2 separate regions of the Homo sapiens genome follow, and region 2 is linked to region 1. Evidence: chromatin loops called from intact Hi-C (ENCODE). Cell type or tissue: MCF 10A. All regions are shown on one strand. Links, peaks and the distances in the headings refer to the core of each region. The heading gives the core; the rest is flanking DNA.

Region 1 (5,378 bases), core at 166-5,165:
TTCATAAATTTGACGCTGACAAAGACCCTGGAGAACTGAGTAGGGCTGGCCTGAGGGGCCCCCTGAGATACTCTCAGAGCAGCTCAGCCCTAGAAGCCTCAACCCCAGACCTCTGTCCCTAAATCCTTGCTCCAGATAAAGCTGAGGAGCCTGTGCCAGTGCTGGGTTGTTCCTTCTTGGGCAGGCCTTACTGGGACCAAGAATTTACCAGCTGTCAGAGGACTGTGTCTCCTGGAGCTGTTCACCAGCCAGGGCTCAGCCCTCAGAGCCTCATCTGGGCAAGGACAGAGCTTTCTTCACCTGACACTCAGAGTGGAGAGGATAGAAAGACAAGCTTTGTAGGACATCGGCTTAGGAGAGTCCATAGAAAGTCTAATGTCCCCAGAAGCAGAAACAGAAGGAGAAGATGTACCTGGTAGCAGATTGTCCACAGGGATCTGATGTAAAGGTGTTTTCTCATGGAAGCAAATTAATAATAAATGCTGTTTGTGTGAAACCTCCACTGTGCCAAGCATTAGGTCAGGTGACTGTGAATCATTTAACATTTATTCACAGATAGCATGAAAAGCCACAGTCCATTTGCCATTTAGCTTATTTGATTGAGAGAAAACTGAGGCACAGGAAGGCACAGTCACTGAACCAGAGTCACACCAACACAAAGGGGAGATCGGGGTCACATGAGGTCTGTCTGCAGCCACAGGCCCTTCCTCTCCTCCACCAGAAGTGAGGGCTTACTGGGTTCCAAGCACCCCATAGTCATTTATTGGCTCAAATCCTCTCTTTTTAGGCATCCAAACCTCAGAGGAGTGAGAGCAAATGGTCAGCTGATTAGTCTGCACTCCAGAACTAAATCACCTGCCTCAACCATCAGAGTCAGTGCAAAAAATATGTCCAGGCCTCCCCCTCAGATCTTAACCCCCATCACTGAACTTGAAATCCTGTGTTTCCCAAAGTGCCCATGTCACTGTCATGAGAAGATCAAGGAGAGGACCTTGTTTTCTTTCCCCACTCACACCCTGCACCAGCACAGGCCCAGCGAGAGACACACACTCAGGAGCTCTCACATAACAAATGAAGGAATGGAATGAAGAAATGAATGATCCAAAACCTCTTTAGAGACTGGATGTTGGATGCAGAATCATAGGAGGTTCTAGCCACACCTGTCCCTTGTCCTTCAGAGGCTGACACCCACGTTTCATCCCCCCACTACCTCTTGCCCCTAAAGCCACCCCACCTCATGTAACTCTGAAGCTCTTTGGCCACCAGAGGGTTCTCTGGGCTCCTTGGTCCTGGACTGTGGAACTGGGGCACCTGGTCCCTGGGGTCTCTGAAGTCAGTGTAACCCTCACTGCTCACTGCCATGGTGTCTCTGCCTCTCTCTTCTTCTCTGTGTCCCTCATCTTCCTCCCACTTCATTCTGACTGGCAAGCCCTGTCCTGCACAGCTTCTTCCCCCACCCCTAGGCCTTCCCCAGACACTCCCTCTGACTAGTCTGGCTGTTCAGTTCCTTTCCCGCTAACACTGTGGCCTGGCCCACCTCCCAGGAAATAGGAAAGGTGCAGAAATCACCTGGAGTTGCCACTCCTGCCAGGCTTCATCTCGAGCCAATGTCCCCAGGTCACTAAGAGAATGAGCTTCTACTGTATTCCCTTCAAGGGCTCTTTCCCTTTGTGAGGCTGACCTGTGGACAAGACAATGGGACAGGGATAGGCAGTTCCTCCATCCACTCATAATTGCCAGACAAGTTCTTCTGGCCTTCTGCACACACACACACACACACACAAAATTATTGAAATGTTGGTTTCTAGTCAAGAAAGATTTTAACGACTCCAAGTCTGCCAAACAGGAGGCTGGAGGTTGATTAGTACTCAAATCAGCCTCCCCAGTGGAGCAGGGGTTAGAGATTTTCAAGGACAGTTTCAGGGTCACAGGACTAAAAATTGAGTACTGCTCATTTTTTGGTGATTGTTTGGTGATGGAATCATGCGGGCGGAGGGAAATGATCTGTTTGTGCTTGAATCTGCCTCTAGGTAGGGACCACATGACTGGCTGAGCCATTAGTCATAGGTATGAATGAGGTCAGCCGGTTGCCAGAATGCAAAAGAATGAGAAACATCTCAAAAGACCAGTCTCGCGTTCTACAATAGTGATGTTATCTATAGGAGCAATTAGTTACAAATTTTGTAAACTCTTGCCAAATGACACTGGAGCAGTCAGGGATTACATAAACTGTGCCTACATTTTAGCAGAATTCGGTTCCCTCCTATAATCTTAATCTCATGGTCTTTCACTAGTTTGACAAAGGCCGTCCCTGGGCAAAGTAAGGGTGTTAGTTTTATGGAGGAACTATTATCATTCCTGCTTCAAAGTCAAACCATAAACTAAATTCCTCCCAAGGTTAGCCTGGCCTATGCCCAGGAACGAGTGAGGACAGCCAGCCTGAGACTAGATGCCAGATGGACTCAGACATGCTAGTTTGCTGTCACTGCTGTAATCTTTGCACTGACTCACCAGGGTGTCAGAGGCTGGACAGGCCTGCAGTCCCCAAAGCACATGGACTCATTTCTCCTGTATCACTTGGGACTCCATCCTCAACCTGCTATGCAGCTCACATTCTCCTGTCACTTCCTAGAGACTTCTGGCTTCCTGTCAGGCATATAACAAGCTTAAAATTTGTGACTCCGTTCTAACACTAAGTAAAAAGTCAACAACTCATTAAAATCCCTCAGAGAAGGCTGTGCTCAGTGGCTCACGCCTATAATCCCAGGACTTTGGGAGGCCGAGGCAGGCACAAGGTCAGGAGATGGAGACCATCCTGGCTAACATGGTGAAACCCCGTCTCTACTAAAAATACAAAAAATTAGCCGGGCTTGGTGGCGGATGCCTGTAGTCCCAGCTACTTGGGAGGCTGAGGCAGGAGAATGGCATGAACCCAGGAGGTGGAGCTTGCAGTGAGCTGAGATCATGCCACTGCACTCCAGCCTGGGCAACAGAGCGAGACTCTGTCTCAGAAAAAAAATGCTGTTAGAGAAATGAAGAATGCTTTTGATGCTTACTGGTAGACTGCACACAGCTGAGGAAGGAACCCCCAGCTTGAGGATGTGTCAATAGAAACTTCCAAAACTGAAACAGGAAAGTTCAAAAAGGGTGGGGAAAAAAAAGTGGAACAACATATTCGCCTTCATATTTAATATTTTTTTTGACAATAGCAATTTTTAAATTTTGTAGTTGTGGGACAACTACAAAGGCTGTAACATACACATAATGGGAATACTGGTGGTGTTGCGGACCAGTTGGAGGTGACCAGGTGGGTGCTATCTGATGGTTTTACTGCCTGTGCCACATACAACTGTTTCCTCATGATGATGCCATTTTCATAAGTTGGATTTCTTCACGTGGGCAGACACACGAGCCATTGGCATCTCACTTAGACTCTTCCTATTTCACACAAACTTAAACTTTAGTGGTATTTCCTGAGCTTAACAGAAAATGAAGAAAGCATTCCACATACCTGTTTTGGGGTCCTCCCCATTTTTCCTAACTCTGCACAGAAATTAGAAGCAGGGAGTTCTTTCTATATTTACTAACATAACACACATCACTTCTTTTAATTTGGCATCCTTCCTCCCTTTATGTAATTGACGCACTGACCAGTTCTGTCCTTTTAATGGGACTCTCTCTACTTAAGGAGCTGCTAATTTCCAATCACCTTTGGCATCTTTCTTTGAGCATAATGTGATCCTGCTGGAATTCACGGCACACCTAAACCTTATTTTGGTCTCAAGAGAAATACTACTACCAGCAATTGATCTTCGATGTCTGGATCATCAGTAAAAGTTTCCACTTATGAAAACATTTTAATGTTTCCTCCAAATTTTTTTTTGTTACTAGAGTCAGAACACAACATGAGGTCTAAATTCCTGACAACTTTTTACGGGAAAATTACAGTATTACAAATTGAGCATCCCAAATCCAGAAATCCACAATCTGAAATGCTCAAAACTCAACCCTTCTGACCACTGATGTGATGCTAAAAAGAAGTGCTCACTGGCGCATTGTGGATTTTAAATTTTTCAGATTTGGGATGCTAAACCAGTACATGTACTGCAAATATTCCAAAATAAAAAAATTAGAAATCGAAAACACTTTGTTTTAACCTTTCTGCATAAGGAGCACTTTATCTGTATGAACTATAGGCATGAAGCTGTACAGGAGATCTCTAGAACCTCCTCATCCTGCATAACTGAAAATGCACAACCATGGAACAACACCCTATTCCCCTGATCCCAACTCCTGCAAACTACTATTCTACTCTCTGATTCACTCTGGAATCCACTTATATGAGGTACATAGAGTAGTCAAACTCAGAATCAGAGAGTAGAATGTCTAATGAGAGAAAGTATCTGCAAGACTTCTTCCCAAATATTGGTCTAATATCCACCAAACGCATATGGTCCATGAGGGCCAGACTTCCATCATCTGTTCATGTTCGCCCTTTCCACCAGTCAGTTCTGCATTTGCAAACATCCACATGTATTTCTAGAAAGATCCACATGGTCCTCACCTGCCCTCTACAGGGGGAAGCGAGCATCATGGACCCAGAACACGGAACATGGTCTTGGTCCAAAGCTATCAGCTCTTGCCTGTCCCCTTCACTCTTTGTAGGTCATTCCTTGGACTCTGCTCTATCTTTAGAGGTCACTGGCTCAAGTCAGTCACCATGAGACACCTGGGAAAACTGCGCCACCTTGTGGCTCCACTGCCTGATGACTGAACTGACCTCCAGGCTTGACTCTGGTCTCCCCTGTGTTATTTATGCTGAAGTACCCAGTCCCAGGTCAGGCTTTCCAGTACCCAAAGGGTTTAAGGACAATGGGAAGTTCCATCATCCATCTCTAGGATGTCCTTGGAAAGGGAAGCTGCAGAGAAAACATACCTCGGGGGGCAAAGTAAGACTGAAACTAAGAAGATTCCAGCACTGCATGCTCCAAGTGAGGACCACAAGGTGGGTCAGGCAGGCAGTTGGAGACGGAGGAACTCAGAGAGGCATCGGGTCTGTGACTGCTGGTCCTGTGTCTTTCCATGACCCAATGCTGCTGCTCAATTCACACCTAAGAAAGTCTGTGCTTCTCCCACATAAAGCAGGCAGCCTCACAATCTCTGAGCTCTCAGATTGCCATGCATCTGTCTTTAACACACACATCTTCCATGGGCTTTTAAGGACTTGGGTGGGCTGAGAGGTGGGAAATGCCAACTCTGATTGAAAAATGCCTTTGGAAGAATCAAAGATGCCACACAGGGCAAACCTCTCTCTGTTTTCTGCACAGTGGAGACTCCCAAGCCCTCCATCTCCAGCAGCAACTTAAATCCCAGGGAGG
Region 2 (5,378 bases), core at 238-5,237, 53 kb after region 1:
TTTGAATAGGTGTTGTATTTAGATGGCTCAGAAATTTGCATCTGTGTGTATCCGTATATGTGTGCAGGCATGAAGAGCCTGTGTCTCATACCTGTTCCCTGTGCACCCAGGTCCTAGCCCCACACCAGCCTCAGTGGCCAGCTATGCTGTTCATGACCTGCAAAGCTTTCTACAGCTGTTTTATGCAAAACAATAGGAATTATTGCAAATTATGGTAAAATATATATAACATAGAATTCAACATTTTGACCACTTTTTTTCTTTTCTTTTCTTTCTTTTTTTTTTTTTTTTTTGAGAAGGGGCCTCGTTCTGTCACCCAGCCTGGAATGCAATGGGGTGATCTCAGCTCACTGCAACCTTCACCTCCTGGGTTCAACCGATTCTCCTGTTTCAGCCTCCTGAGTAGCTGGGACTACAGGTGCATGCCACCACACCCGGCTAATTTTTTCTATTTTTAGTAGAGAGGGGATTTCATCATGTTAGCCAGGATGGTCTCGATCTCCTGACCTCGTGATCTGCCTGCCTCGACCTCCCAAAGTGCTGGGATTAGACGTGAGCCACCTCGCCTGGCCCATTTTAACCACTTTTAAGTGTACATCCAGTGGCAGGAAGTACATTTAGGTTGTTGTTCAACCACCACCACTGTCCATCCCCACCCAGAACTTTTTCATATTCCCCAACTGGAATTCTGTACCCATTAAACACCAACTCCTCTTTCTCCCTCCCTCCAGCCACTGACAACCACCTTTTCATTTTCTGTCTATGCATTTCATGACGTTAGGCACCTCTGTTAAGTGGAATCATGCAATATTTGTCTTTTTGAGTCTGGTTATTTCACTTAGCAGAAAGAGCTCAAGACTTATTCACGTTGAAGCACGCATCAGAACCACCCTTCCTGTTATGGCTGAATCCCATTCGTTTGTATGTATAGACCACGTTTTGTTTATTCATTCACAGATGGATGGACACTGGGCTTGTTTCCAACTTTTAGCTATTGTGAATAATGCTGCTATGAACAAAGACATGCAAATATCTGCTGGGGCCCCTGCTTTCCATTCTTTTTGGAATACACCAGAAGCCGAATTGCTGCATCTTGTGGTAAGTCTATGATTAATTTTTTGAGAAACGACCACAGTGGTTGCACCATATTACATACCCACAAACACTACACAAGCGTTCCAATTCCTCTTCGCCAACACTTTTCTTTTCTGTTTTTCTCTTCTTTTTTGAGAACAACCATTGTAATGGATGTAAGGTGGTATCTCACTGTAGTTGTGATTTTTATTTTCCTAATGATTAGTGATGTTGAGCATGTTTTCATGTGCTTATTGGCCATTTGTAAATTAATTTTACATTTCCTCCTTTGTAATGTAAGAGGTAGCACACCGTGCATTGTTCTGCTTCTTGTTTTTCTCACTGTGTGGTGTATCTTGGAAACCTTTCCCGGTGCACAGACAGAAGGATACCTCATTCTTTGCCACAGCTGCCCAGTATCCATGATGAGGATCATGGCTCATGACCTAGTTCCCTACGGATAAACATCAGGGTCGTTCCTGGTCTGTGGCCATCACCAACACTGCCGTGACTAGTCTAGAATGGGTGCCATTTCATGCATTTGCAATTCCCAGAAGTACACTGGTTAGTCAGCAGGTGAGTGCATTGGTGAGAGGATGTGACTCCAGTCTCAGGAAATATGGAAACCTTCTTCCCTTTCTAGCTCCAGCACCCCCAGTCTGGACAGCATATGGAAAGCACACATGATCATTTGAAAATCACAAAATAACTCTAAATTTCTGCACAAGTAGGTCATCTACCACTTGTCATTCTAATCCCACACTAGGCACTTTAAGAACATGTGCCCCTGGGATTTTGCTATACCCTTTTCTTATGTTGGTACCCACCTTGTGGTGACTGAGGGTACTCTTAATATCCCCAAGTCTGAGGAAACTGAGGCACAATTCGATTATCCACTTATGAAGTGGTGAAGCTGTGAATTAAACTTATAAGACATATCCACTTCACACTCCAGAAAACTTCATCATTCCCAACATTATTGTCTTCCACCATTGGGAAAGAAATACTTTTCTTGGTAATTAGAGGAGAAAAGGTGTTTGGTGTTACATTGTCACTTTCTTGGTGTAGACCAGATACTTGCGGGTCTTTCCTAGGGCCAGTGAGTCCTAACATGTTTGAACATCTACCCATGCTATTTAAGGCAGCACACCAAACACATTCCTGCTTCAACTGCAGTATCTGTTTCATCAAGAAGAGTATTTTCCTTAAACAAGTTTGAGGTGCCTACTACTTGGGGAAATACTAAGCCTTTGGTATGCTTCTGCTCATCTAGGCATGATAGGGCTCCCTCATTACTTTGGTCTTCAGTTTTCTGAATCTGCTTCTGGAAAACACTGCAAAATGTCATTTTTGGGAACTTCTGCTTTGCAAATACTTTTCATGCCTATGTGATGTGCTGTTATTCTCTCTCATTTCCTTGCTGACATACAGTCATGTTTATGAAGGAAGTTATGAGCCAGTTAAGACTGGAGCTGAGTCAGCTAGATTTGCATGCATTTTCAGCCCCAGTGCAGGCTCCTACAAGTCATCACATGTCTAGTCTCAAAGTACTTGTAGAATAGCATCTGATTATTATTAAGTAGATTTTTTAAGGCCTCTCGAGGATAAAGATCTGAGGTGTTATATCCATTGCTTTCCTCCCTCACACTGTTTTTGACTTTTAATTCTTCCCTTTATCCACTTTAATTTCTAGTCTCCCACTGCTAATTCTCCATATGACCCATCCCCACCACCACCACCCTCAACAGCCACCAGTGAGAATTCTTACTACCTGAACTTTACTGTGACAAAAATCAACCTTGGAACTGTGGGCTAAATAGTTCCAAGAGTCCTGATGAAGTTCTCAGATGCAGGCAAAGCTAGGTCTCCTGATACCCTGTCTTAGTCAGTTTTGCATTGCTATAAAGGAATACCTGAGTGAGGCTGGATAATTTATAAAGAAAAGGTTTATTTGGCTCACAGTTCTGCAGGCTGTACAAGAAGCATTGCACCAGCATCTGCTTCTGGTGAGGCCTCAGGGAGCTTCCACTCATGGTGGAATGGGAAGGGGAGCTGTTGTGTGCACAGATGACATGGTGAGAGAAGCAGCAAGAGAAAGAGGAGAGGAAGGTGCCAGGCTCTTTCTAACAATCAGCTCTTGCAGGATTGAATAGAGAACCCACTCATTACCATGAGGGCAGCACCAAGCCATTCATGAGGGATCTGCCCCCATGACCCAAACACTCCCCGTAAATCCCCATCTCCAACATTGGGGATCAAATATCAACGTGGGGTTTACATTTTCCTGCAAACTCATGTGCTGTGCACTCCCTCATGTCATCTATGAATGATCACCTGCCCCAGGACTTCGTTGAAGGAAAAGCTCAAATCATATTCTAAGAGTTCTGGGGGTAAAAAAGCAAAAAACTAACTCTACTGACTCCCTTGTTTGTCTCCCAGTGTTTATGGAGGGTGACCGGTGTTCACAGCCCTCTGCCAGGCATGGCAGATACAGAGGTCAAGGAGATAGACATAGCTCTGCCCCCGTGGAACTTGTAATATAGTTGGGGAGACATATGAAACCATTGCTCACGTGAAGGTCTGATTGCCAATTATTACACAGGCTAGCAAGGGAAAGAACAGAGTCAATGACAGAACGGCTCTGGGCACCTAACTTAATTCAGGTCTTGTAAGGCCAAGGAGTGGGCCTCACTACAGAAATGGCGTGGAAGGTGAAATCAGGAAGGAGTAGAAGTCCAGTTTCTGAAAAGTTAGAACACAGATTCATCATATAACTCAGCAATTCTACTCTTTCATGTCTACCCACCCCCCAAAAAATGAAAACATATGTCCACCCAGAAACTTGTACATGCATGTTCACAGCAGCTCTATTGATAATAAAAGGAGGAAATGACAAGAAACTACCAAAAGAGAACAATGTGAAGGGCTGGGTGGAAGTTGGTTCTTCAATGAAATCTCACAAATTCCAGTGTTTCTAGTACTTCTTACCAACACTTACATGTATTCACCCTAATTAGCTCATGTGAAAAGGATCTTCCTGTATTTCTAACGAGCATAATTTGGAGAGTAGATAGATCTCAGGTAAGGATTTTGGAGCATGACAAATGAATTACTGGACTCAGTCCATTTTCTAACTTAACATCACTCGCTTACTTAGCAGTACGTGATGTTGGTGAGAAGAACCAGCAGAGGACACAGGAATTAGAAGAAGAGCTCACATCTGTCCATGATTTCTATTGCATTTCAGTTTATGTGGTCATTGGAGACTCAGTTTGTGAAGGTAAGCCAATCCTTGCTTTGAGGAAAATATACATCTTTAGGGGAAGATGGGTCTTACCAGATGAAAAGATAATAAATGAAAAGAGGGAGAAGGGAATGCATGGTGGCCCTGAGAAGCCAGAGAAGACAATTACATGAACATGGACGTCAACCACCGAATGTTGTGTAGGTCAAAAAAGAAAAGCAAAGGACTGGAGACCAAGCAGAAGGGCTCACACCCCTACCAGCTACTCAGGAAGATGAGGGTGAAGGATCTTTTGAGCCCAGCAGTTTGAGACCAACCTGGGCAACAGAGTGAGACCCCTGTCTCAAAAAAAAAAAAAAAAAAAAAAAAAAAAGAGAGTGAGAGACTGGGAAGTAGAAGCTGAGATGATATGAGGGTCACCTGTGGCTTGGACAGGATTAATGCAGGGACCATTGGAGATCAGAGACAAACTGGAGAAGGCTGCACTGAAGAAGTGCAGATCATGAATGTAGAAAGCTTGAGAAGTTTTTCCAATCAGGAAAGCCAAGACGTGGGGCTGTCACTACAGGGCAAAACAGAGCCTGCAGGGAGTCATGCAAAAGTATTTGTCTCTTTTGAAGTTTGGTGTGACATGAGGGATTCAAAGAGAGTTGACAGAGGAGGGGAAGCTTTTAAACTCCAGATGATGAAAAAGCTCAGAAAGGAATCTTAACGTTCTTCCAAAGGGGATGAGATGGACAGAGTTTAAATTTCTCTTTCAAAAAATGATGCCTTCGAGGGAACAATAAGAGGAGAGCAGGCTAAGAGTTCAGCCAGGTGGATGAAAAGCATGGTTTTTTCAGTTAAATTTGTGTAGTCCTGCAAGTGTAACACAGACAGATAATTCCAGAGCTCCTGGGTCACCATTCCCTCTATCTTCTCAGACCCCACTCAGCAGAAGAGATGTTTGTTTATGGCTCCACCCAGGAAGTAACTGCAAGCTCCTATGACTTCAGCATCTGAAAAGTACTTCAGATCCAAACTCTGGCTTCCTGCCCTGAACGGAGTTCATCCCCACTCC

The links. Hi-C counts contacts between places; a loop is a spot of excess contacts. Peaks named below come from ENCODE experiments on the same cell type or tissue, not always from the same donor. Only the 100,000 strongest peaks of a DNase experiment are listed, where the experiment ranks them.
Region 2: a loop joins it to region 1, with 11 times the contacts of the local background. A loop is called at or near these places in 1 of 110 quality-filtered maps.

Annotation. Positions count from the first base shown.
Region 1 is chr19:43,198,225-43,203,602 of GRCh38, reverse strand. PSG4 (pregnancy specific beta-1-glycoprotein 4) reads left to right here. Exons shown (of 6, transcript NM_002780.5): 3 at 5,328-5,378. Among named protein-coding and RNA genes, the nearest start is that of PSG4, 4.7 kb to the left of the region's middle. In MCF 10A, for the core only: no CTCF peak of the experiment used is centred there; no DNase peak of the experiment used is centred there.
Region 2 is chr19:43,145,586-43,150,963 of GRCh38, reverse strand. No RefSeq gene overlaps it. Among named protein-coding and RNA genes, the nearest start is that of PSG11-AS1, 6.5 kb to the left of the region's middle. In MCF 10A, for the core only: no CTCF peak of the experiment used is centred there; DNase peaks (open chromatin) are centred at 933 and 2,563.